Linked DNA regions of Mus musculus: regions 2 and 3 are each linked to region 1. A link is a loop called in an ENCODE intact Hi-C map of the cell type or tissue named here. Cell type or tissue: left cerebral cortex. All regions are shown on one strand.

Region 1 (8,000 bases):
ATAAAATATACATGATGTCTTTACACTGATCTCACTATCTCTAACAGTGCTGAACTGTGGCAACTGCCTCTTCATTCCTCATTCCCTCCAAGCTAGAAGCACTAATATATGGCACATCCTTTTTATCAGGTGCATCCCTGACTAAAGCTTTCAACAGGTTATTTCCTTTCACAGCAAATATTACTCAGTTGCCTGGTGTTTAGTCCCAAATGCAGCCCCACCCTTCCACCCAGGGCATCATTTTCCTTACATCTCACTTGCATCTCATGTGGTGCTTTTTCTCTTCTTCTCTTCACGTACAGTATCTTCTTTCCTCAGGACATTTTTTCCACTGATGCTGCTTAGCCAAGGCCAAGTCCATTTCCTGCATAAAGCCTCTCTGAATTACACTTGTTTCCAATTATCGACCTCTGCTCTAAAACCCCAAAGCATCAATTCAGAGTTCCATTTCTGACACACTGTCCTTTGTGTTTTTCTTAGACCTGTTGTTGTCAATCTTAAACTGCACTCTTCTGCATGCATCCAAACTGTGGCCTATGAGTGACATCAGAGTGTAAGTGTCAAGAGACACCACAGAACACGAGGAAAACATTTTCTCAGGGGTTCTGTAAGTACCTTTTCAATTATAAGCAAGAGAAATAAATCCAAGTAAAATAGGATTTTGAGAATGGAAAACAGCCTTGTCTCTGGAATGTAAGGGATCTAGTACTGCCATCAGTTCATGGCTCATTAGCCTCTGTGTCCCAGATAGGCATTTCCCATATCTGAGGAGAGATAACCACAGGTATCACATAGCTATCTGTCCTTGAGCAATGGCTCAAGAATGGGAGAAAGACATTCCTTTCTAACGCTGGGGATACAACTTTCCCTGTAATTGGTTAGAAACCCACTCCTAGACCAATTGCCACATTACTATGCTTAGAGTTTGTAAGTGTCAGGTATGAACCATAATCTTCTGTGCTAGGTGTTTAAAGTGCAGTGCTGTTGAAAAAGGAGAAAACCTGGATTCTTGTACATCGTATAGGCTTCCATCTAGTGCATGTATTCTTAGAAATGGCTACTTCCAATGCATACAATAACCATGCTGAAAGTTTGTAAAGAAACCTCTATGTAGGTTGTCATCGTGGTGTTTCTTCATCTTTGGATAAATTTTCATGTATCAAGGAGGAGATAGAATCCAGGCAGCTACAGGAGCCAGCCAGCTTCCCCCACTGTGTTACCGTGATGAGTCTAGATGACAGTGAGGCCCTGCAACTTCTGACAGCTTCTTCAGCTTGGGGTGCATTGGATGCATCCTTGTCAGAGTGTGAACAGCTGCCATGACCTTTCTGCATGTATGCCTCACATGCCTATTTACTTTCCTTCAGAAAAAAAAATTTCTCTTGTTTTCAATTTTCTTTATGCTTACTAATGAAGCTGGAAAAACATATGGTATGAACTTATGAAATGTGACTACTCAGGCATTGCAGTATAAAAAGGGTTAAAACAACCTCCTGAAATTATTACAAGTCCCAAATTCCAAAAGCCAAGTTTTGGCTCATTTTCAAGAATAAGGCCTTGATTTCTCTATGATAAAATCATTCATATGACCACATAAGCCAAATGCTTTAATTTAAACAACAACAACAACAACAAAAAACCCCATGACTATATAGGATTTAAAATACCCTGGAAATATTTTAGCATAATTGGAATCCTGGACAAATTTTATGGTATTTCCTGTACCTTTTCAGAATTCATGAGAATTTCAGAACTATGAGAATTCATAGTTCACAATGCAGAATACAGTTGGGTGCTTCCTGGACTCTGAGCATATTATTGTAGAGAAATCAAATAAATAAAAAAATATTTTCCTGAAAAGTTTTTTCCTTATAAAATTTCAGAGGAATTAGCCTCATGAAAAGCAGAAGTCATTCTCTCCTGCTAAACTCACAACTGGAGTTTCCAGAGCTGAACTGACGTCTGTAATAAAGATTAGTGTTTATTTCGTAGGTGACATGTTTATACTTTGATCGTTAAAAACATGTCTACATTAAACAGCCAGGACCTGATTGGGCTTCCTATTAAAATGGAGGCAATAACCTTAGCTTCCTTAAATCACCTCTCCCCATGCTCACACCACTGCTGAGGCGCAGATACTCTCACTTTGCTCTTCTAACTTTTGATTTCCATGACCAGGGTCAGCAGTTATGTGAGCCATTGGGCTCTGGGGCTGATGCTACTGTTTAAAACTCAGCCCCATTGGCATGACTCAATTCAAGGTTGTAGTGGGGACAAGCACTTCTCCCTTCTAGATTCAATGATGACTCTATGACCTTATGACCTGGATCCTCAGGAGATCAAGCCTTGGCCACACTGAAGAAAGGTCTGTTTTGTGGCATGTGGTTTCCTTCCTGGGTTTGGGTTTTAGGTTACAGTCTCAAATTTCAATGTGAGATGTCACTCCTGCACCTTGGGGAGGATGTGGTGTGTGGTGCATGTAAAAGGAAGAGATAAAACTCTTCTAACCAAAACGGTGTCACCAATAACATAGGATTAATTACAAAAGGGGTACAGTGAGAAATGGACAAGGTATTCGGCTAATGAAACTCAGCGTGTTATTTTATTCATAAATAGCACACAATGGGTAGAACTTAGCATGCTATTTTATTAGTAAATAATACACAAAGAGTAAAATTTACCTGCAGGATTTGGAAGAGTTGCCAAGATGGTATTAATGTAATGATCCCCCCCCCTCACACACACACACACACACACCCTTCCATTCCAAGCAGCAATCTATTATTTCAAAATCTTTACTTTGGCTTCTGTGTTCTATTCAAACACACTCTATTTTTCTCATGGCTGGACTCTATCCTCTTCCAAACAAGTCCACTCAATTAGGAGTTGATTTTTAACTGGGTAGGAAGTTTTTAAGAGATAAAGGGTCTAGGACTAACAAAGGACCAGCCTTGGATGATAGAAGCGTGCTCTGCAGACCTGAGCCATTTGGCACGTAGCCTCTCCACTTCGTTTTCTCCCTCTTTCTCACTGCACAGCACACCAGCTCTCAGGCTGAACCGTTCCCAGGATGTTATCTTGCTTCCCCAGCACTGTGACTCCAGGTCTAATTTATGCTTCTCTGGGTAACCGTGTGCGGAGGCTTGTCATCAGCCTTGCTCTCCAAGCAAAGCCAACTGCCGTCTGCTAGGCACTTGGTGAGCACATTATGTACACATAATAAGATGTTGTTCCCTCCACACAGATGCATGAGGCTAAAAAAAAAATAGCATTATCATAACATCTTCCAGCTTAGCTATTTTGAGGCTGCTGCACCCCCATATTACAAAGCCTCGCTATTTATACGATCATGCATATGGAAGACCCACCCCTCCAGGGAGATGTCAGTCCAGTGTGCTCAGAGACAAAAATTATAGGCCCCCAAACTTAAACATAAACTCATCCTGGCTGCTTATCTTGGTTGAATGCCAGCCAAGTTTATTAATAATTTTTAAGTAAGAAAGAAACAAAGCGATTTTAATTTGATAGAAGATAAGGAAGCAACATGAACAAGAGCTATAGCCAAACTCAGCCCAAAAGGTGAACCTCCTGGGCCATAGGAAATGGGGAAGAGAGCCAAAGAGCTGCCTGTGCTGGCCCTGGCTGGGCTATGACTTACAAGTGACGATGGCTGGGTTCCTTTTCTAGGACTCATAGTTCACCGAGATATCAAGTGAAAGTGTATCTTTTTTATTGGATATTTTCTTTATTTACATTTTAAATATTACCCCCTCTCCCAGTTCCCCCCTCCTGGAAACCCTCTATCCAATCGTCCCTCCCCCTGCTTCTATAAGGGTGTTCCTCCACCCACCCACCCACTGTCAACTCCTTGTCCTCGATTCTCCTACAGCGGGGCATCTATAGAGCCTTCATAGGACCAAGGGCATCTCCTCCCATTGATACCTGACAAGGCCATCCTCTGCTACATGTGCTGCTGACGCCTTGAGTCCCTCCTTGTGTACTCTTTGGTTGGTGGTTTAGTCCCTGGGAGTTCTGGGGTTAGGGGAGTGGGGACTTCTGTTTGGTTGAGATTGCTGTTCTTCCTATGGGGTTGCAAACCCTTCAGCTCCTTCAGTCCTTTCTCTAACTCCTCCATTGGGGACCCCATGCTCAGTCCAATGGTTGGCTGTGAGCATCTGCCTCTGTATTTGTAAGGCTCTGGCAGGGCCTCTCAGGAGACAGCTATTTCAGGCTCCTTTCAGCATGCACTTCTTGGCATCCACAATAGTGTCCCACCTGGAGATCTATCCCATATACAGTTACCAAACCCAGACCCTATTGTGGATGCCAAAAAGTGAAGGCGCACCTTTACTGGCATGAAACCTTCTGAGTGGTCTTAACATAGTCTGCAGGAAAGCAATAGGGACACAAACCACATTGGCCTGACTTTTCAGATTCCATGAAGAATTTCTTCTCCAGAAGAATCGGACCCATTGTGAGGAAGCCTATTTTTATTAGCCCATCACAGCAGAAAGGTAAGTGATTTCATGCCTGTCTTCCAAGAAACTGCAAGACACTCATGCATGCTATTAGCTCAACTAGCAAAGACAGACAGGACAGTCATAGGGAAGGGCTGGGTGCATAGCATCAGTTCTCAACCTTCCTAACACTGTGACCCTTTAGTACAGTTCTACATCTCGTGTGACCCCCCCCAACCATTGTAGCTGTAATTTTGCTATTGTTATGAATCAGAATGTAAATATCTGTGTTTTCCAATAGTCTTAGGTGACCCCTGTGAAAGGGTGGTTAGATCCCCTCAGGGGCCAGTACCCATAGGTTAAGAGCCACTGATATATATTTATTTTATCCAAGTAGACCTGTGGGAGGAAGACTGTCTTATTGAACTAAGTGAAACAGCTCCTGTACAAAGGTTCAGGGGACACTGTGGAAGAAGGAGAGAAAACACTGTAAAAGCCAGAGGATCAGGGAGTTTGCTGTGAGATTGCATCTCTTAGGAATATCAGAAGTTACATCCGTAAAGTCTCATCAACACGCTGTCTACACGTGAGCTGGACAGGGACAACAGCAATAGACATGCTAAAGCAGATAGGAAAAAAACAGTACGCTTCAACTTTACACAACAAACTACAGGCAACTAAGGAATGCCGAGAGTGGGAGAAAGAGTCTTTCCCAGAGAAGAACACGCTAACTGGTTACCTAAAAGTAAATGGTCAGCCCTGTATATACATGCACACACGCACACACACACACGCACACACACACCCCAACACTTACAGTTTTAAAAAGCCAAGAATCTGAAAGAGGACAATGAGTATAGAAGAGGGCTTGGATTGCAGAAACTGCTTGGACTGCAGAAACCGAGGTAATTATAATCTCAAAACATAAATGATAATTGTTTTAAAGATTCTGGTTCTAGGTTCTATATGTGACTTACTCTCTATTACATAAAACTTAAAGCCTCGTTGTCAAAAGCAAAAGTAAGTAATCTCTTTTCACAAATTAAAGAATCTAAAATATATTTCTTATAAATGAAACTCCCCACCAGAAGAGCCTTATAGCCTGTCAGAAAACCATGCTAAATAAGGTCGAAGTTTACCATTGCCATATAGCCTTCTGGTCTTGGCCAAAAATGATGGACTTCCTTCACTAGCAGGGCTGCCCCTTCTCTGACCTTGCCTGGGGAATTCAAAAACCCACACACACCTCTTCCTGCAGAATGTCACATAGCCTTAGTTAGATAACAGCTTCGATTTCCTTTCTCCTGCTAATAGCCTGTTCAGCTAGCACCTGAGATTCCAGAAATGCCTCTTTATGCTAATGAGGCATCTCGGTACTGTAAGCCTTCAACCAATGACCTTTGCTCATCCTGGATATTCTGACACCCTACTCCAAACTATATAAGTCTTGATCATTCCCAAGTAAAGTTGATCTGACTCCCCACAGCTGGTCCCAGTGTCATCATCTCTGTACCTACTCACTGGCCTTCTGAACCTCCACCATCCGTCACCTCTGCTTCCTTTGCCCTCATAGACCAATATCCACCACTGATCCCCTGAGACAGGGAGGGTCATAGATGGCACCCAACCTGGAGCCCTGGAACATGCTGGAAATTTGTGAGTACCCCCTCAAACCAAAGAGGGTAGTGGCATCTTGTCTGGCCATACTGACCTGAGGATCGGCTCCCTCTCCTTTCATTTCTTTGCTATATATTCGATCTGCACATTTGTGGACTGGAAACGGTTTGTGAAACATCTGACAGTTCTTGCTGGGGACAACTCCCTGATATCAGCCAAAGCTTGCCCTATCCTCTTTCCAGACTTCCCAGCCAGACAGGCCCTAGCTCTCCTTTGAATCTTTCCACTGTCACATGTGACCTAACACCAGTTCTGGCCCCATTTTCCACCTCTGAATTTGTACTCCTGGATTCAGTTATTATTACCTCACTAATAAAATCTTCTAGGTGCTGGAACTGACTTGAGGGGCTCCTCAATGAGGCCTAGTTTTCATGGTACTCTACGATATCATGCAATGAGCATCCAAAGAAGGGTAGCAGCTAACAGTCCTGCCAGCTATGATGCTGGTGAACCGTAAAACCACCAGAATGGCGTGGTAACCCAATGGGGTATCGACAGACTCTCTCACTGGAATTAGGACCTTAAAGAGAGAGACTCCAGTGTGGGGTGCAAGAGACCAGATAGAACACTGCCACTCAGAAAGACACTAGATCACTACTTCACTCTTCAGCCAAAGCATGTGCTAGAAGAAATCAGATCTGCTATTTCTGGGAAGAAGGTGAGATGCTGTTATGGTGGGGACCTGAGGAAGCAGACCTTGCTGTTGGCCTGTCAGCCTTCATAACATCATTCCACATCAGAGGATAACACTTTGTCACATCTCTCTGTTTAGCTAAGAGTTTCTCAGACGTCCTTTGGAAAGACAGAACCCTGACTTCTTCTGCGATTGCAAAGACCAATTTATCTGTCAAGAGCAAGATGAACTAGCCATATAAGCTCTCAAAATGGGAAAGATACATGGTGTGTCTCTTTGTTTGAGTGAGAGATGATTGCCTTTTGCCCTGACAAAGAACAGCTCTTCTGGAATTTGAAAATGCTAGATTTTTTTTTTCAAGCCATAAACTGTATTATGCTTCATTCATAATGCATACCTTCTCCCAATTCCCTTAACTTCTTGCAGGATGTAGGAGCAAAACAAAATTAGTGGATCTCAAACTTAGTTGCATATTAAAATCACATGAAAACTTTCGAAATTCCCCAGTCAAGCAACATCCCAGACCAATTAAACCAGAAAACTCTAGGGTGTGTGACAGAGGACTTTAGAGGCTTCAGAGCTTGCTGGGGTGGGGTTGGGGGTGTTACAGGAAGGAGCGCAGAACGAAGACCCCTGCCTGAAGCACACAGATATCCTCTGTGGCACGTCTCATGTGAACCTAAGAATTATGATTAAATATGAGCAACAATGCATTTAACAAGTATTTCTCGACATTGTCTTGGCTTTTCACTATTCTTTTTTTAATTGATTTTTATTTATACGTATTGATGTTTTGCCTGCTTGATACATGTATCTCAGTGTGAAGGAGTCAGATCTTGGAGTTACAGATAGTTTTGAGCTGCCATTTGGATGCTGGGAATTGAACTCAGGCCCTTTGGAAGAGCATTCAGTGCTCTTAACTGCTGAGCCATCTCTTCAGCTCTCTCTATAGTATTATTACCTCACTAATAAAATCTGCTAGGTGCTGGAACTGACCTGAGGGGCTCCTCAATGAGGCCTAGTTTTCATGGTACTCTACGATATCATGCAATGATATGAATGGGGGCTAATATCTTCTGATTTGGATAGATGGAACGATGCTGCCTTTTCTTCTTTGTGGCTTATAGAATAATATGTATAATAGCCCAATCTCATTTTAAAACATGCAAATTCATGATGATACTGGAAGAGCCCCTTTCTCCATTGTCACGAGGGTTTTCATTGGCCTTAGG
Region 2 (8,000 bases), 130 kb after region 1:
TGTCAGTGGGGAGGTTGAGACGGCTTCTTTCTCACTCAATCAGAAATTCCCTGGTAGAGTCTTTGCAAGAGCGCAGCGAAGATCATCTTCCACAACTCTGCTTCTGCACTTAGACTTGGTAACAAACAAGATGGAGAACTCTGCTTCACGGAGATGGGTTGTTAGAAATGGAATCTAACCAGTACCCCAGAGCTCTTGACTCTAGCTGCATATGTATCAAAAGATGGCCTAGTCGGCCATCACTGGAAAGAGAGGCCCATTGGACACGCAAACTTTATATGCCCCAGTACAGGGGAACGCCAGGGCCAAAAAGGGGGAGTGGGTGGGTAGGGGAGTGGGTGGGTAGGGGAGTGGGGGTGGGTGGGTATGGGGGACTTTTGGTATAGCATTGGAAATGTAAATGAGCTAAATACCTAATAAAAATGGAAAAAAAAAAAGAAATGGAATCTAAGAGGCAATACCATCTCGGACAGAACAGTATGGTTGCAAGCACTTGATCCAAAATTTTGTCGCTGGCATTGTAGAGAAGTCGGTTCTTGCTAAATCACTGTTAATAAGTTGAATGCACTCCTTCCGTGCTGTCTCAGAAGCATCTTCAGATGTAACTGTGAATGGGCTTTTGGCGAGTGCAAATGAAGTGTCTGCTGGACTTGGAAAATGCACTCCATGCATATCCAAGTGTTCTTCCACAGAAACTATCATCATGATCCTTTTGTCCATATTCCTCAAAGAAAGAACATGTAACATGTAAATTTTATTTTCATATTCTCTCTCCCTCTCCCCCTCCCCCTCCCCCTCCCCCTCCCCCCCCTCCCCCCCCCCAAGCTAAAGTTGTAACTGGAATGACCAGATGTTTTCAGACATCGCGGCATTGTTGTATTTGGTCCCCACAGTGATAAATGTAACTCATTCAAGATGGCAGAGAATCCAACCAAGTGAGCTACTTCTACAACTCACTTCTATCACTGAAAAGTGCTGAGGTCTTGCTTTCTGATTAAAAAAAAATGTCTTGAGTTCATCACAAAGCTCTAAAATGCGTTTTAAAACGTTTCCTCTGGACAACCATCTCACTTCACTAAGATGAAACAGCAGAACTTTATTCGTGCCTTCAGCTTATAGCGCAGCTTCAGAAACCCTCAATTGCTCAAAGTTCTCAGCTTTACAAAATTGACAGAACTTAGGACACTTTACATTGCCTCTTGTAACTCTTGTGGCCTTCATTGCTAATATTTGTTGATGAACCATACAGTGAATTCTAACGACTTATGGTACCAAACATTGGAATACAGATCACCATCCCAGGATACCTGGCGCACCCCACTTGTGTGAATACCACAAACCTTTCCTGGGAGATCCTATGCTCTTCAGAAATTAACCAAGTGTGTCAAATATATCACATCCAGTAGTTCTTGTTTCAAAGTTACTCATCTTTCATCTTTAAAGATGCCATCATTAATATACCTCAAGTAAACCAATAACTGTGGACAGTGTACCATGTCTGTTCAGTCATCAAGCTGGATACTAAATACTGTTGGTGAAACAGATTTCATTTCCAGGGTTATCTGATCAAGAGAATCAGCAGACACATCATCTCTTCATCTCTTCTCCTGAAGACAGTGTCATTAGATAGGAAAATTGCACTCAAGTGGGTAACAAATTTGCCTCCAATCATGCCTTGAGTTATGTCTTTGGACACTGGCAACAGTATGTCCTCAGCAAAGGTGATAGGTTTCATGGCTCCAGCAATCCTGCGTGCCACCACACAAGGCTTCAAAGTCTGCTGTGTTCTGTTTGTGGTACCTGCCACCAGCATCAAGTCTGGCTTTCTTGAATCTATCAGCTTTGCTTCTGAAATAGTGCGATTTCCTTGTCAGCAAAGCTCAGGTGCTGGCTATCAAAATGGCTTAGTTTGTTCAGCTTTGTAGAATTGACTGATAGGACTTTAAAACCAAACAACACATTCCAGGTTCTTAATTCCCACTATAATTATTGAGGTAAAACCATACTATAAAATCCTCACTATATTTCCTTTTTAACATTCTTCTCTACACAATCCATTGTCATGGAGTGGTTTCCTAATGAAAATAATATGTAACAATAGCTTTAGTAGTACAAAAGATGATTCGTGGCATTGTTCAGTCAATACAGTTATTTAATGACTCTAATAACTGTCATTCGGTGTTGGTTTTTATGTTTGTTTGTTTGTTTACATACCTGTTACACTCCCAAGGGAGTAGCATTCACATCATCCACGACTCAACATATAAAGATATATCAGCATCCAGATTAGGTTCCCATGGATTTTTTTACAATAGTTGACAATTGTACAGTGAATGATTTTATATCGCCTAGTAACTGAATGAAGTATCATTTGACCTCAAATGCTACTGTCTGTAACACATTGCTAGTGGCTGCTCTCTACACTGTGTGACTGGCCCGCATAAGTACATTGTACTGCTAACCCTGTCACATACACCTGTATTTATTTGGGGTATATGCGATGGGTTGATGTGATGATGTCCCCAGGCTGGGTATGAGGGTGTATGTGCATGTGGGTGGATCCAGCTGGACACGGAGAGAGGAGCCAAGTCTCAGTTCCTAAGACTGTTGGAAATATGTTTTTAAATTGTCTTAGGTGACCACTGTGAAAGAGTTGGTCAACCTCAGGGGGTTGAGAGCCTCTGATGTGTTGGGCACTTAAAATTTCCTTGAACTATTCACACAAATATGTAATGTGGAGAAGCCTTCTTTATCATGAGGACACAATCTTTCACTATATGAACTTACCACAGTTGTCTTAAATAATCCTCTGTTGGCCAGCAGTAAGCTCTCTGTTGTTCCACCATTACAAACAACATTATATTAAACAAATCTGTGACTGTGTCCCAGTACCCCTCTGAGAGTATGCCACAGTGGGGGTACTCAGGACACTTGACTGGTCAGAGGAAACTACATATATGCTATTGTAACAGACACTACAAATTTCATTTTCTTAAAAGTCATCAGTATTCCTTCCCGAGTAGGAGGGTACGTATCTTTTTTCAAACCTCTGGCCAAGTCATACAGAAATAATGAACACTAACAAACTGTGTTGCTCACATGATAGACAAAAGAATAGTGCTGAGGGCCTTAACTCAGCGATCTGCAATTCCTAGCAAGAGCAGGCATTTATCAACTGACTATGTGGCATTTGTGTTTCTGTCCTCTGGCTTGCTCCTAACACTTCCATGCTTTTACATAGAATGTATAGTTCTCATTGGCATGCCAATATTCTATATGTCTTAGAGCTTAAGCCTCCAGCTATCTAGCAAATTGCACATGTATGCCTTCTCTTGATCCTAGTCGTGACATTTATAGTGAGTTCCTTTATGGATTAAAAAAATAAATAAATGTTATGTGGTAAAGTATATGTATGATTTCAATCCCCTAAGAATTCCAACAGTTGGAAATTGGAAGAAAACAACCCCCTCTCCTTGGCCCAGCATCTGGGACTTCTCTTTGTCCATCTCTTACTTGCTGGGTTGAATATCTGATAGTTTCATTTCATCTGGAAATGGTTTGACTTTGGAAATGTTTCTTGAATTATTTTAAAACTCCACTCAGCCTATTCTCCCAGTTCCCACTTTCTGGTCTGTCCCGCGGACTTGTTGGCCCTGTAAACTGACTCTCTTCTAATCTACCTTTTATTCCTCTTGATAAATGATTACTGAGAAACTATCAGTCTTGCCTTTCAATACTTCTACTACTTTAGAATTCTGATTTTTATTTAACTTTTTGGATGGAGGTTTTGCTTGCTTGCTTTAAGCAGAGTGTCACCGTATAGTCCAGGATGACCTGGAAATCTCCTTATAGCCTGGCTCAGCACAAATTCATGATCTTCCTGTCCAGGTTTACATACCAGGCTAAGTCTGAAATTTGTTTTCCTACTTTTAATTTTAGATTATCATCTCTCTTTTAAATGCTTTACTTTAGCTTTTGGGTGTTATTACATAAATGGAATGCCTTCTCTTCAGAGGATATTAATGAAAGTAACTAGATTTTTTTAAAGTTTTCAACTTTTTTATACTTTCTGTTTTCTAGTTTTTAATATTTTCTTCAAGTTACTTGTTTCTCCTTTTTTTCCGTATACTGTAGTTTTCATATCAGGGGCTTTCTTAAATATCTAGGGATTCTCAACATTCACTCCCTTTAAAGGGGAGGACTTGCAAATCTGTGTAGGTGTTTTGCGCATGCAAAAATATTAACATCTTAGCAAATTCTTTCAGCATTTGCCTTTGTCTCTCGTGTTGAAATTATTTGGAATCACGTTTTAGAGCTATCATGATACACTAACTTTGCTTACAGACTGACAGTAAGGATGTCTCCCCGTATCACTCTCTCTTCCTACCTTGCAACAAATATCTGAGTATTTCCTGTGCTTGCAGCATTGTTAGAGGAGCCTGTCCTTATGCAGCTTGCAGAATCATGGTGGAAGCAGGCTGATCATGGATCTAAACAACAGCCAGGGGGGTTATGTTCTCTATAAAATAAACCAACGTAAGGAGCAAGAAAGGAGAAGAGCGATACTTTAAATAATATGGCTGAAGAAGAGCTTTTTATAGAATTACATCTGCGCAAAGACCTACATTGTGTAACGAGGCAAGCTGTGCACGCTAAGTTGTCAGCTGTGAGCACCACTCTTCCTCAAGCCTTCCCTCACTCTGCTGTGCCACTGAGCCAGGAAGTCCACGTGTCTGGGCTTCTTTCTGCTCCTATGACAACACTAAGAAGAGGTCAAGTGCAGGGGGGAAGAAACAGGCTTGTGCCAGTGACATCCATTGGCCTTACTCTGTGCCCCATCACCTAAAAGAAGCTGTTGGTTTAGAAGGATAATGTGACCTACAGAAAACCCAGTGAAAGCCACATCTGGCAAAAGCATCTTGTCGGACAAGAGTGCCAGCCTACAAGCTGTTAGATATGTTCCCAAACACTAGCCAATAAAAGATGTCCCTGCTCTAGTTAGAATGTTGTGGCTAGACAACAGAATGTGTGAGTCGAGGCTAGAAGGCTGTCTCCCCTTAACTTTTTAACACTCATGAGTAGTCCATTGCCTCTCTGAAGCTTCAGGATTGGTAGGACGGTGGAACTCTGGGCTGAGGCAGAAGCTGGTCCACCCAGAACAAGACAAGTGTTCCACTTCAGAAAATTGTAGCTGGCCACTGGCCATTTAAGTTCTCTCAGACCCACCAAGCATTCATCAAAGTACAGTATTAGTCTCCAGATTTAAAATGCACTTTAATTATCAAAGTACATTAGGGTCACTACTGAGCACAGGAATAGAAAAATAAAACCTGGGAGTATTTGCTAGAGCATGTTCGACCTTATCCATGTGCTGTAATAAAAGCAATTCCACCTTAATTTAGACTCTGATCACTCAAACCCTAAAGAAGCAAATTACAATCAAGAGGGCCCAGACCGCTCAACAAAGACAGACCAATCATCTCACCAGAAAAAAAAGACTGAAAGTCTTCTCTAATTCAATTCTGTCCTTTGGTTGGGTGCAAATATCTGCATCTGACTCTTTTAGCTGCTTGTTGGGACTTTTGGAGGGTAGTCATGATAGCCCTTTTTTGTGAGCACTCCATAGCCTCAGTAATAGTGTCAGGCCTTGGGACCTCCCTTTGAGCTGGATCCTACTTTGGGCCTGTTGCTGGACCAAGCATATCTTTTTTTTCTGGTGAGAAGGGCGATCCTGTAGGAGAACCAGCAGTTTCAATTAATCTGGACCCCTGAGATTTCTCAAACACTGGACCACCAAACAGACAGCATATACCAGATGATATGAGACCACCAACACACATACAGTAGAGGACATCTGGGTCTGTGTTCATTCAGAGATGATGCACCTAACCCTCAAGAGGCCGGAAGCCCCAGGGAATTTAGAGGTCAGATGGGGTGAGGAGTGGAGACAGCCGCATAGATACAGGATGTGGAGGGGAGGAGGTGTGGGATGTAGAGCAGTTGGAAGGTGGATGGGAAGGGCAGGGAATAGAATATGGAATGTAAAAAAAATTAAATTAAAAATAAAATAATTTTTTTAAAAAAGAGAAAAAGAGTTCCCATACAAAGGGAAGAACATAGAAGAAAACAGCTGTACACTCTAACTTCAGCTTCCCGAGCAGGTAAAGAGGTAAGAGTAAGAATAGCTCCAGATTTCCTGTATATTGTATTTGGCTTTGGGGATTAAAATGAGAGCTTTTGTTTAAAGTAGTAGGACAGAAAATAATGGATGTGAAGAAGGCTATGTAAAATATAAAGTCAAAATAAGATGTGATAGGAGAGAGAGGGAGAGAGAGAGAGAGAGACAGAGAGAGAGAGAGAGAGAGAGCGTGCACTCAGAGAATCAAAATGGCACTGTTACCACATGGAAAACATGCAGAGACCTAAGTAGAGTTAGAGCCCCATTCACAGTGCTGCTGAAAGATCCCAGTGAAAACAGAGAATGAGACAATGGATTTACCTAGGTGTCAATCACTAAGGACCAAGGAAAGGTCCATTTAAATGGAATATTTATTTTTAAATATTATTAATTTTAAATACAATTAAATAAATATTAATTCATTAAAAATAAGTTAACATGGATTATATGAAGAATAGAAAGAATAAAGGATATTAATATCTTTTCTAGTAATGTTTGTTAAAGAAGGAATCATGGGAGATTCTTGTCCAGTTCCAAGAACAACTCAAGGTGGGTACAGTGTTAAGGACGAATTTCTTCAGCATGAGGATATTGTATTTTAGTAGGCTTTAGGGAATGGTGTGGTACAGAAGAGATAACGGTGCATGGGAAATGAAGACCTCTTCAGAGACAATCCTGGAGCAGCATGGTCTGGGGCCTACATGAAGACATGAACTATGAGCATAACTCTTTCCACCCTTGGTAAGAAAAGTCATGAGTACAGCAGAGCAGGTTGAGGAGAGGGGTAGTCTGGACCATCCAAAGATATTTCTAGTCATCTTTTATTTTCAACCACAGTGGACACAAATATGACACCTGAGCAAGAAGGTTGGGTTGGAAGAGATCCGAAGATTTAAAGAGGAGGAAAAGTATTTTAAACACTCATTAGGAAAATGGAAAGGAAGGTTGGTCAGAGGTGTATATTAGAACTATCGAGCAATAGTCACAGTATGTGTGAAATTTATCACCATGGAGTCAGTCTCATTGTAAGATGATGCTCACTTTATTGTGTTTTGCTGCTTCAATGTGAGCATAACAAAGTTACAAACTTAACTGAGTTTTATTTTGTTTTTCAGAAAGAAAAAAAGCAAAGAAAAGCTAGAATGTAATGGAGGTTCAGGTGGTAGAAGAGCGTGATCCTGGGAGGATCTCAGCTGGGTGGGAAGACCTGTGAGTCCTGCACAGCCAACTCAACACCGAGGCATGAATCGAAACATCAAACACCGAAAGCATCAGTGTTAAAAGACACGGGTTAAATATCATGAAAGGGTCAAACTCGTGTGTCAGAGGACACCATCAACAGAAGGACGTGTTTGCAGGCCACATCTAGACTTCTATGAACTCTAAAAACTCAACAACAAATGGCAAACAATTGAATTTTTAAAATGGGCAAAGGACAAAAATAGCCATTCATCAAATGGATATGCAAATGGTCAATAAATACACAAAAAGATGATTAGCATCACCGGTTATCACAGAAATGCAAATGAAGACCTCGAGAGAACTGCTCAAACACACTTAGCTGTTTATAACACAGGTGTTGTCAAATAGGCAGATAAAATGGCACCAAGACTGTAAATTAATTGATCTCTGCAGAAAGCAATTTGGCGGCTCTTCAAAAATTGGAACTGAGGCATTGTCTGACCCAACCACTGCATTCCTGTGTGTGTCCAAAAGCACTGAAAAGGGGCTCTCAAGTACTTGCAGGATGTTCATAGTGGCATGGCTCACACCGCTGTTTAACGGATGTACAGTCCCAGTATTAATGGGAAACCTCTGGCTT
Region 3 (8,000 bases), 430 kb before region 1:
TCCTTCTTGATGTCCTCTATCATCATCATGAAAAATGTTTTTAAATCTGGGTCTAGATTTTCGGTTGTGTTGGGGTGCCCAGGACTAGGTGGGGTGGGAGTGCTGCGTTCTGATGATGGTGAGTGGTCTTGATTTCTGTTAGTAGGATTCTTATGTTTGCCTTTCGCCATCTGGTAATCTCTGAAGCTAGCTGTTATAGTTGTCTCTGTTAAGAGCTTGTACTTCAGGTGACTCTGTTAGCCTCTATAAGCAAACCTGGGAGGGTAGCACTCTCCTTGGTTTCAGTGGGTAGAGTATTCTCTGCAGGAAAGCTCTCTTCTTGCAGGGAAGGTACCCAGATATCTGGTGTTCGAACCGGACTCCTGGCAGAAGTTGTGTTCCACTCACTAGAGGTCTTAGGATCCCGTGGGGAATCCCGTGTGGGCCCTTGCGGGTGTCAGGCAACTCCGCTGGCAAGGAAGCCCGGGACTCGAGTGGAGTGGAAGGGGCTTTTGCCCCGGGTCAGGCCCGGGTAGTCTGCTTCCCTATGTACCGCAGTCTCCCGGTTCCCCGCGATTGGATTGGGGCTGGCGCTGTGTTCCACTCACCAGAGGTCTTAGGATCCCGTGGAGAATCCTGTGTGGGCCCTTGCGGGTGTCAGGCAACTCCGCTGGCCAGGAAGCCCGGGGCTTGAGTGGAGCAGAAGGGGCTTTTTTCCCTTTCTTTTTTTGACCTTATCAGGAGCAGGGTCTGCTAGGATTTCAAGAAGTCAACTTTTGGCCCAGTGGGGTAATCATTTTCTACCTTCAGTAGCTTGAAGGAATCAAGTCTCCTAATAAACTTGACCTATGTGATTGGATTCTGTGCTAGGAGTGAGACAAAGTCATTGTGGAGAACATGTCAGTTCCTTCTTAAGCGTTTCCCTTCCCTTTGCGAAACACAGGGGTGACCAGTAGCTTGGAGCAATATTCTGCTTCCAGGAATCTCTCTGCTGCTTTCGATGAGGTTTCTAATCTGGGATGACCTTGTCTCAAGAAGCCCTTCTTAGGGTCGAGGGGGACAGTTAATAATTCCAGAAATGAGATGGACCCAAGAAAAGAATTGAGTTTTCTCAGCCTGTGAATTCTCTCTTTGGGTGACACTGGTTACCCAGCAAAAGATTCATTCAGGGAATTAAGCTTTAAGTTCATTCACTCACAGAGGTATGGGATATTGGAGGAGATCATTAAAAAATACTAATTCAATATTCATTCATTTGCAATTATAATCTAATTCTACCTACTGTTCTAGGATCCAGAAACCTGTACTTCAAGCACACATGTCTAAACACTTAGATGGTCTATGGTGTCACTCTGAGGGAGAACGCATATGATCATTAAACAAAAGGCATCCCTCTGATGGAGAGCCAAGCACAACCCACCTACAAGCGTGCTGGGAAGCAGAGTCATCTATAAGAAGGAAAAGGTGGAGAGTGAAACAAAGACTCTGGATTTCTCTTACAGCTGAATGATAGCACATGTCTGTTTGTCATTTCAGTGGGTTAAAGAGCAGAAGCCGATTTCTGCCCATTTCTGGTGAGTCAGGCTTAGGTATGGCTGTCTCCTTCTATGGCCATGGAGGAAATTGATTCCTGGCCTTTCTCCTACTTTGTGGCAGCCTCAGGCGTCCCTAGAATTCTCTCAGTGTTTTTACATCTTCCTGCACCTGGATGCCTGTCTGTCCCAAATTTTCTTTGTAAGAAAGTGCTACCAGTTACATAGGATTAGAGATATTCAATGATCTCATCTTAACACGATCAATTGAAAAGCTTCCATTTCTACATTGGATCCCATTCACACAGGGAGTTAGAATTCAATATCATTTTGGAATAGACAACTTAGATAACACCCGTAGTATAAGACTTTCATTTCCTTTTACACTGTAAAAAGTGCTAAAGCCATGGAAGGAACAGTATTTAAGCAGAAAACATGTAAACTGAGTTCTCCATTGATGTACCTCATCCTGTCTTTAAACTCCTACTCATTAAATCAGCTGGTATATTTACAAGAAGTCCTGTGGCAAAACAGACTCTCTCAAAACTTTAAGTTCACTGGAGAACATGTCCATTGTAGTCACTAAAGAGCCTTAGATTTGCTCTTCTTTGATCTGAAGAAGGGAGCCAGGTATTGAGAAAACAAAAAGTGATATGGATCAAATTAATGCATTGTGTGTGTGTAAGAGAGAGAGAGACAGACAGAGAGAGAGAGAGAGAGAGAGAGAGAGAGAGAGAGAGAGAGAGAGAGAGAGAGACTTTGAATGGAGATTAAAAATCTAAAGTTGAACGGATTTAAGGAACTTTATAACACAAAGAGGTAGTGATCTAACCGGCTATGTACTTAAAAGCCTCAGGGTGAAGCCTGAAGATACAGGACCGTGTTAGAAATATATAGAAAGTTTCAAGGTGGTGACAGTAGAGTACTCAATCTCCTCTAAAGCCTTTGCAAACACAGGCTGTTCTGTGACAGTCCCTATGCCTCCGGCCTATGAAGCCAATCCTGCTTCCAAGCCCAGGGCCTGGAAGATTCATCTCTACTGTGGCCTGAGACAGTCGTTTGCTTGGCTCTATTGATGAGTAGAATTTGCTGTAATACTATAGCACAGTGTGCAATACTTACACACTCCCTGGTCGAATGCAGGTGGTTTTGTTTGTAGTTTGGAGGAATTACGGAAAAAGTTGCTATCAGTATTGGTTTACAAACCCTTTTATTTACCTATGTTTACAGTTTCCATGGGGACATATTGAAAAGTGGAATTACTCAAGGAAGTATGTTTTAATTGTCTAAGAAAGAATGGCTGCGTATTTTTCACGCTATGAGGTGATGTAGAAAAGATATGGTGTCCACGTGTCTGACAATGCGGTCTTTTCAATGATAGCCTTTAGTTGGATGGATACATGCTTATCTCATTATAGGTCTGAATTGCTATCTCTAAGGGCTAACTTGTTGAGCTTTTTGGTTTTGTTTTGTTTTTTTTCTTTTTTTTCTTCTCATTTCACTCACTGTAATGAATGGTCAATCATTCTAAAGTTGTTTTTCTCCAAGTTTTAAATATATACTCCAGGAGCTCTAACGACGACTCCAGCACTTGAGAGCACTTGCTGCTCTTGCAGAAGTCTGAGGATTTCTTACCTTTATGACAGCTCACAACTACTTATAACTCCAGTGCCAGGAGATCGTATGCCTTTCTCCTGCTGCCACAGGTACTACGTGCACATAGGTAGTATGGTGCACATACACCCAATAAGTAAAGCATGCCTACACATAGAATAAAAATAAATAAGCATCAGATAATCTAGAGGCTCTGGGGGTCACAGCAGGATAGCCAGAACCCCTATGCATCTGTGCCAACTTTCTGTGGTCTCCCCACTATGGACAAGATCATTCTGGCATCCTTGTAGCAACTCGTGAATCATCATTTTCACTTGACCACTGAACACATGCATGGTTCACATTAGGACATCCTTTCTTCTGTGAGTGTTTCTAAATGCACAACACGAATCCACCATTCTAGCACGAGAGGGAACTGTTCCTCTGCCATAAGAATACCAGGTGCCTCGCCCACTTGCCTTCTGTTCCTCTAAAACTCCTGGGGGGGACCATTGTTCTTTTCCTGTCTCCACTCTTTCGCCTTGTTTTAGAATGCCAAGTAACTGTGATGATACAGTGTAGGCATTACAGAGTGGTTTCCTTCACTTGAGAGTACCTACCTTTACATTTCCATCTTGGCTTCTGTGGAGCAGTAGCTTGTCCTTTAAGTGAATGTATAGTAGCTCATTGTCTGGACGCTTATCGATTTATCTGTTGGAAAACATCATGGTTGCTTCTGTGATTTGGTGATTATGGACACAGCTGCTGTAAATGCCCACAGGCAAATTTTTAATGTCAATATAATCTTTGGTTAATTTGCTTTTTATTTACTTAAAAAAATAAAGCATTTAACTCCTTTTTGTTCAGTTTTTGCCTGGAGAGAAATTTAATTTCAGTATAAACCTTCTTACTCTATTTAATATTGGTAAGGAGAGATGATTCCTGAAAATAAGCCAGAGTGAATAATTTAAAATTTATAAAAGTGCTGGTTTCAGTTAGAACGGGTCATCTCATTTCTTCTGGGTCTCCTGCTCCATTGGAGTTCATAAGCTTCCTCTATTGGACTCCATGTTCCCAAGGAAGAGAAGGCAGCCGCACACAAAAAGCCTAGCCTTATCATTTACTTATCATAATTCATGCTGCAGTCCATGAAATCAGATCCCAAGACCAGTTCAGACTTCATGAGAAGAGGGGAATCTTTTCCTCTTACCATACTCCAAAGGCTGTACATTAAGAGGACATGAGTATGACAGTTTCTATAAAATGTGGGAATTTAGTAAGAGGAGATACTTAGAGAGGCTCCTGGTTAGCCAAGGCTCTGACACAGAAGTATGAAAGCAAGAGGCAGCTTTTTATTGCTATGCATGAAGGAATTTTGGTATTTCAAAAAGGGCATCTATATGAGTAGGTATACTCAAAGCATTCTGAAAATAGTATAATTTTAACTTTTAAAAGACAGGAAAGCAGCTGGGCAGATAGTGGATGCCTGAAACCTCAGCACTCTAGAGGCTGAGGTAGGCAGACTGAAAGTTTGAGGTCAGCCTGGGCTAAATAATGAAAGCCTATCTCAAAAAGCAAATAGATGAAATATAAATAAATAATAGCACAGAGAAAGACATAGCATGTAGTTTCCCTTATATTTGGAATATAAATATATTGGCCTCATGGGATCAGAGTACAGAACGGTAGACAGATAAGAGAGGATGGAGTGGAGTGTTGAGATCAAGAATGGGAAATGAAGTTCAAGACATTTGCCAGACGTCTCTGAATATAGCTAGCAGCCACTGCGCTGTAATTTCTTTGCATAAATGAATCCATCAGCGTGGGAAACTATGAGGTTCTAAACTTTAAGCGTTAGGTCCTGGTTGTTACTCATAAACCCCTGTCTCAGCATACTTCTATGCATATGCCTCTGGAAAAGAGTTTGGTAATCACTGACCAGTGTAGATTCACCAAGCTCACTTTCCCAACAGGACAGTGCTACTAGATTCACTTTTTTCTTAGCTAGCCTCTAATCAAAAACCAGCAGATCAAGAAAAGACTGCAGGAGTTATCACTGTATCTGATCTCAAGTTATACTGTAGGGCCTTAGTGAGAAAAACAACATGGTGCTAACACTGGCACATCGATCAGTGGAAGTGAATAGAAAAGAATATAGTGCCATGAAATGAGAACTAACCTATCTTTAACAAAGATGCCAAAAATAGCCATCAAAGAAGAAAGAACAACATCTTTAGTACATGGTGATGGGAAAATTGGGTTCATGTGGTAAAATTAAACTAAATCTGCATCTCTCACCTTGCACAAAATTCAACTCCAAATGGATCAAAGACTCAGCGGAAGACTCCATCCTCTGACACTGTTAGAGGAAAATATTTGGGATTTCACTTCAACTTAAAGGTGCAGGTAAGGACCGTCAAACGTACTCACGTTGCTCAGGAAGTAAAACTCGGAAGTGTAAAATGGGATCTCATGAAGCCGAAGGGCAGCTGTCCATCAAAGGAAGCAGTCAGTCATGTGAAGAGGTACCCATAGAAAATGCTTGTTAACTATCTACCTGATGACGTTGTCTAAAATATATAAAGAACAAAAAACAACAGCAAAAACCCAAACAAACAAACAAATCACCAAGAAAGGAGCCAATTGAAAAAATGGGCTTTGAAATTGAACATAATATCCTCATAAGAAGGAATACAAAGAGTTAACAAATACATAAGGAATATTTAAGATCCTAACCCATTAGAGAAAGGCATATTAAGACCACTTTGTGATTCCATTTACCCCACTCAGAATGGCTGTCATTAGGAATACAAACGCTGGCATACATGAGAGGAAAGGAGAGCCCTTGTGGAAGTAGGAACTAGTGCAGCCAGTCTAGAAACCACTCTGGATGTTTCTAAAACAACAAGCTAGCACTAAATCTACCATATGCCCCAGCTCCTGGGCATGTACCCAACGACCTTTGTTTTAATAGAGATACTTGAACATCCATATTCACTGCTGCTCTCTTTACAATAGCTAGGGGATGGAATCAGCCTAGATGCCCAACATCTGGTGAATGGATAATTATAATACAGTACATATGCACAATGGAGTATTACTCAGCTGCAAGAAAAGTGAAATTTACAAGGAAAATGGATGGAACTGAAAAAAAAATCTGAATGAGGTCATGCAAATCCAGAAAGACAAATGCCACACCTTCCCTCTCATGAGGGTGCTTGATTCAGTTGTTTTGTTTTGTATGTTTAACATGGAGTACATATACAAACAGAGAGACTGGAAATGGTCCACTGATGGAGGTGCACCTAGGGAGGAGGGATACAATGGAGGTGAAATGAAAGCAGAGGGGCTAATACCTGGGGGCAGAAGGGTTCAAGCAGGAGGAGGAATGATGGGGATTGGAAAATGAGGGGCCAAGAGAAGCTTTTACCAAAACGTGTGCAGGAACAAGTGCCTTAGGAAGGCATTTGACCTTGCAATGCAAGTGAAAAAGACATAATAGCAGAACATATGTATCAACCTGACAAGGTAGGACCATTCAGAAAGAGAAAACTTCAACTAAGGAAATACCAGATGGACCTATGGGCAAATCTGTCAGGCATTGTTTTGATTAATGATTTTCTATTAGAAGGTTCATCCCAGAAGTGATTGTCTCAGTTTCTATTTCTTCTGTGACACACCCTGACCGCAAAGCAAGTTGTGGAGAAAGGGTTTATTGGGCCTACAGTACCACAGTATAGTCTATAAGTGAAGAACCAATGGCAGAAACTCAAGCAGAGAACTGGAGGCAGAAGCTGATGCAGAGGCCATGAATGGGTGCTGTTAACTGCCTTGCTCCCCATGGCTTGCTCAGCCTGCTTTATTATAGAACTTAGGACCACCAGCGCAGAGATGACCTTGCCCACAATGGGCTGAGCTCTCCCTTTAATCACTAATTAAGAAAATGCTCTATAGCCTGGCCCACAGCCCTCTCTTAGAGAGGAATTTTTCTTAACTAAGGTTCCCTCCTCTCAAACGACTGTGTTTTCTGTCAAGTTGACATACCTCTAGCCAGCACACTGATGATGCCAACCTTGGGTAGGTGGCCCTGAGTTGTACGAGAAAGCAAGCTGAACAGGTCATGAGAAGAAAGCCACCCACAAAGCAGCATTCCTCTATGACCTTGGCTTCAGTCCCTGCCTCCAGGTTCCAGCTATGAGTTTCTGATAAGACTTCCTTTGATGACTGTTATATGAAAGTATAGGAGAAATAAACCCTCCCACCCCCAAGTTGTTTTGATCATGGTGGTTTTATCACAGCACTAGGAACCCTAATGAAAACATCATATAATGTGAGAGAATAGGAAGAATGTATGGGGAACTAGTGACTTAAATAGGGATGAAAATGGGGGTAAGGGGTTGAGGTACAGGGAGTGGGGTTCCCTGAAGAGAGATGCTTTATGAGACTCACTAATTTGTCAGTTAATTCAGAAACATGACGCTGAACATGGGTGAATGATAGTGCTCCCAGAAACCACGGGCTATTACATGGAAATCTTAATACCAGGCAGATGTTATTCCTTATAAGTACACATCGGAGGTTCGAGGAGCTGTTTTCTTAGTTGTATCTGACACTTGCTCCAGAGGAGGGAGTAGGCTTGGTATATAAATATGGTCAAACCCATGGCCAGGGGAAGACCTTTTGATGCTATTATTCTAACTTCCTATGCTGTCCAACAGCTGTCTGTATGTTTGTGTCTGTATCTGCAAATTGATGCTGAGCCCAACCTGGATCAGAGAACTTCTTCTTGCAGAAAGTAGTGCATTGCTGATCTAAGTGCTGAGAAGGTGACCGTGAGTTTTCAGCTATAGATGGCACACCTACATCAACCCTCTCTCTGCAAGGGTTATGGAACAA

Evidence for each region. Peaks named below come from ENCODE experiments on the same cell type or tissue, not always from the same donor. Only the 100,000 strongest peaks of a DNase experiment are listed, where the experiment ranks them.
Region 2: a loop joins it to region 1, with 11 times the contacts of the local background. A loop is called at or near these places in 2 of 42 quality-filtered maps.
Region 3: a loop joins it to region 1, with 2.6 times the contacts of the local background. A loop is called at or near these places in 2 of 42 quality-filtered maps.

The regions. Positions count from the first base shown.
Region 1 is chr13:111,041,449-111,049,448 of GRCm38, forward strand. No RefSeq gene overlaps it. Among named protein-coding and RNA genes, the nearest start is that of 4930526H09Rik, 140 kb to the left of the region's middle. In left cerebral cortex, no CTCF peak of the experiment used is centred here; a DNase peak (open chromatin) is centred at 3,211; H3K27ac peaks cover 2,438 bases.
Region 2 is chr13:111,174,705-111,182,704 of GRCm38, forward strand. It overlaps the pseudogene Gm18315. Among named protein-coding and RNA genes, the nearest start is that of 3110015C05Rik, 51 kb to the right of the region's middle. In left cerebral cortex, no CTCF peak of the experiment used is centred here; DNase peaks (open chromatin) are centred at 2,587 and 4,670; H3K27ac peaks cover 1,787 bases.
Region 3 is chr13:110,615,602-110,623,601 of GRCm38, forward strand. No RefSeq gene overlaps it. Among named protein-coding and RNA genes, the nearest start is that of Gm33045, 7.6 kb to the right of the region's middle. In left cerebral cortex, no CTCF peak of the experiment used is centred here; a DNase peak (open chromatin) is centred at 3,585; H3K27ac peaks cover 258 bases.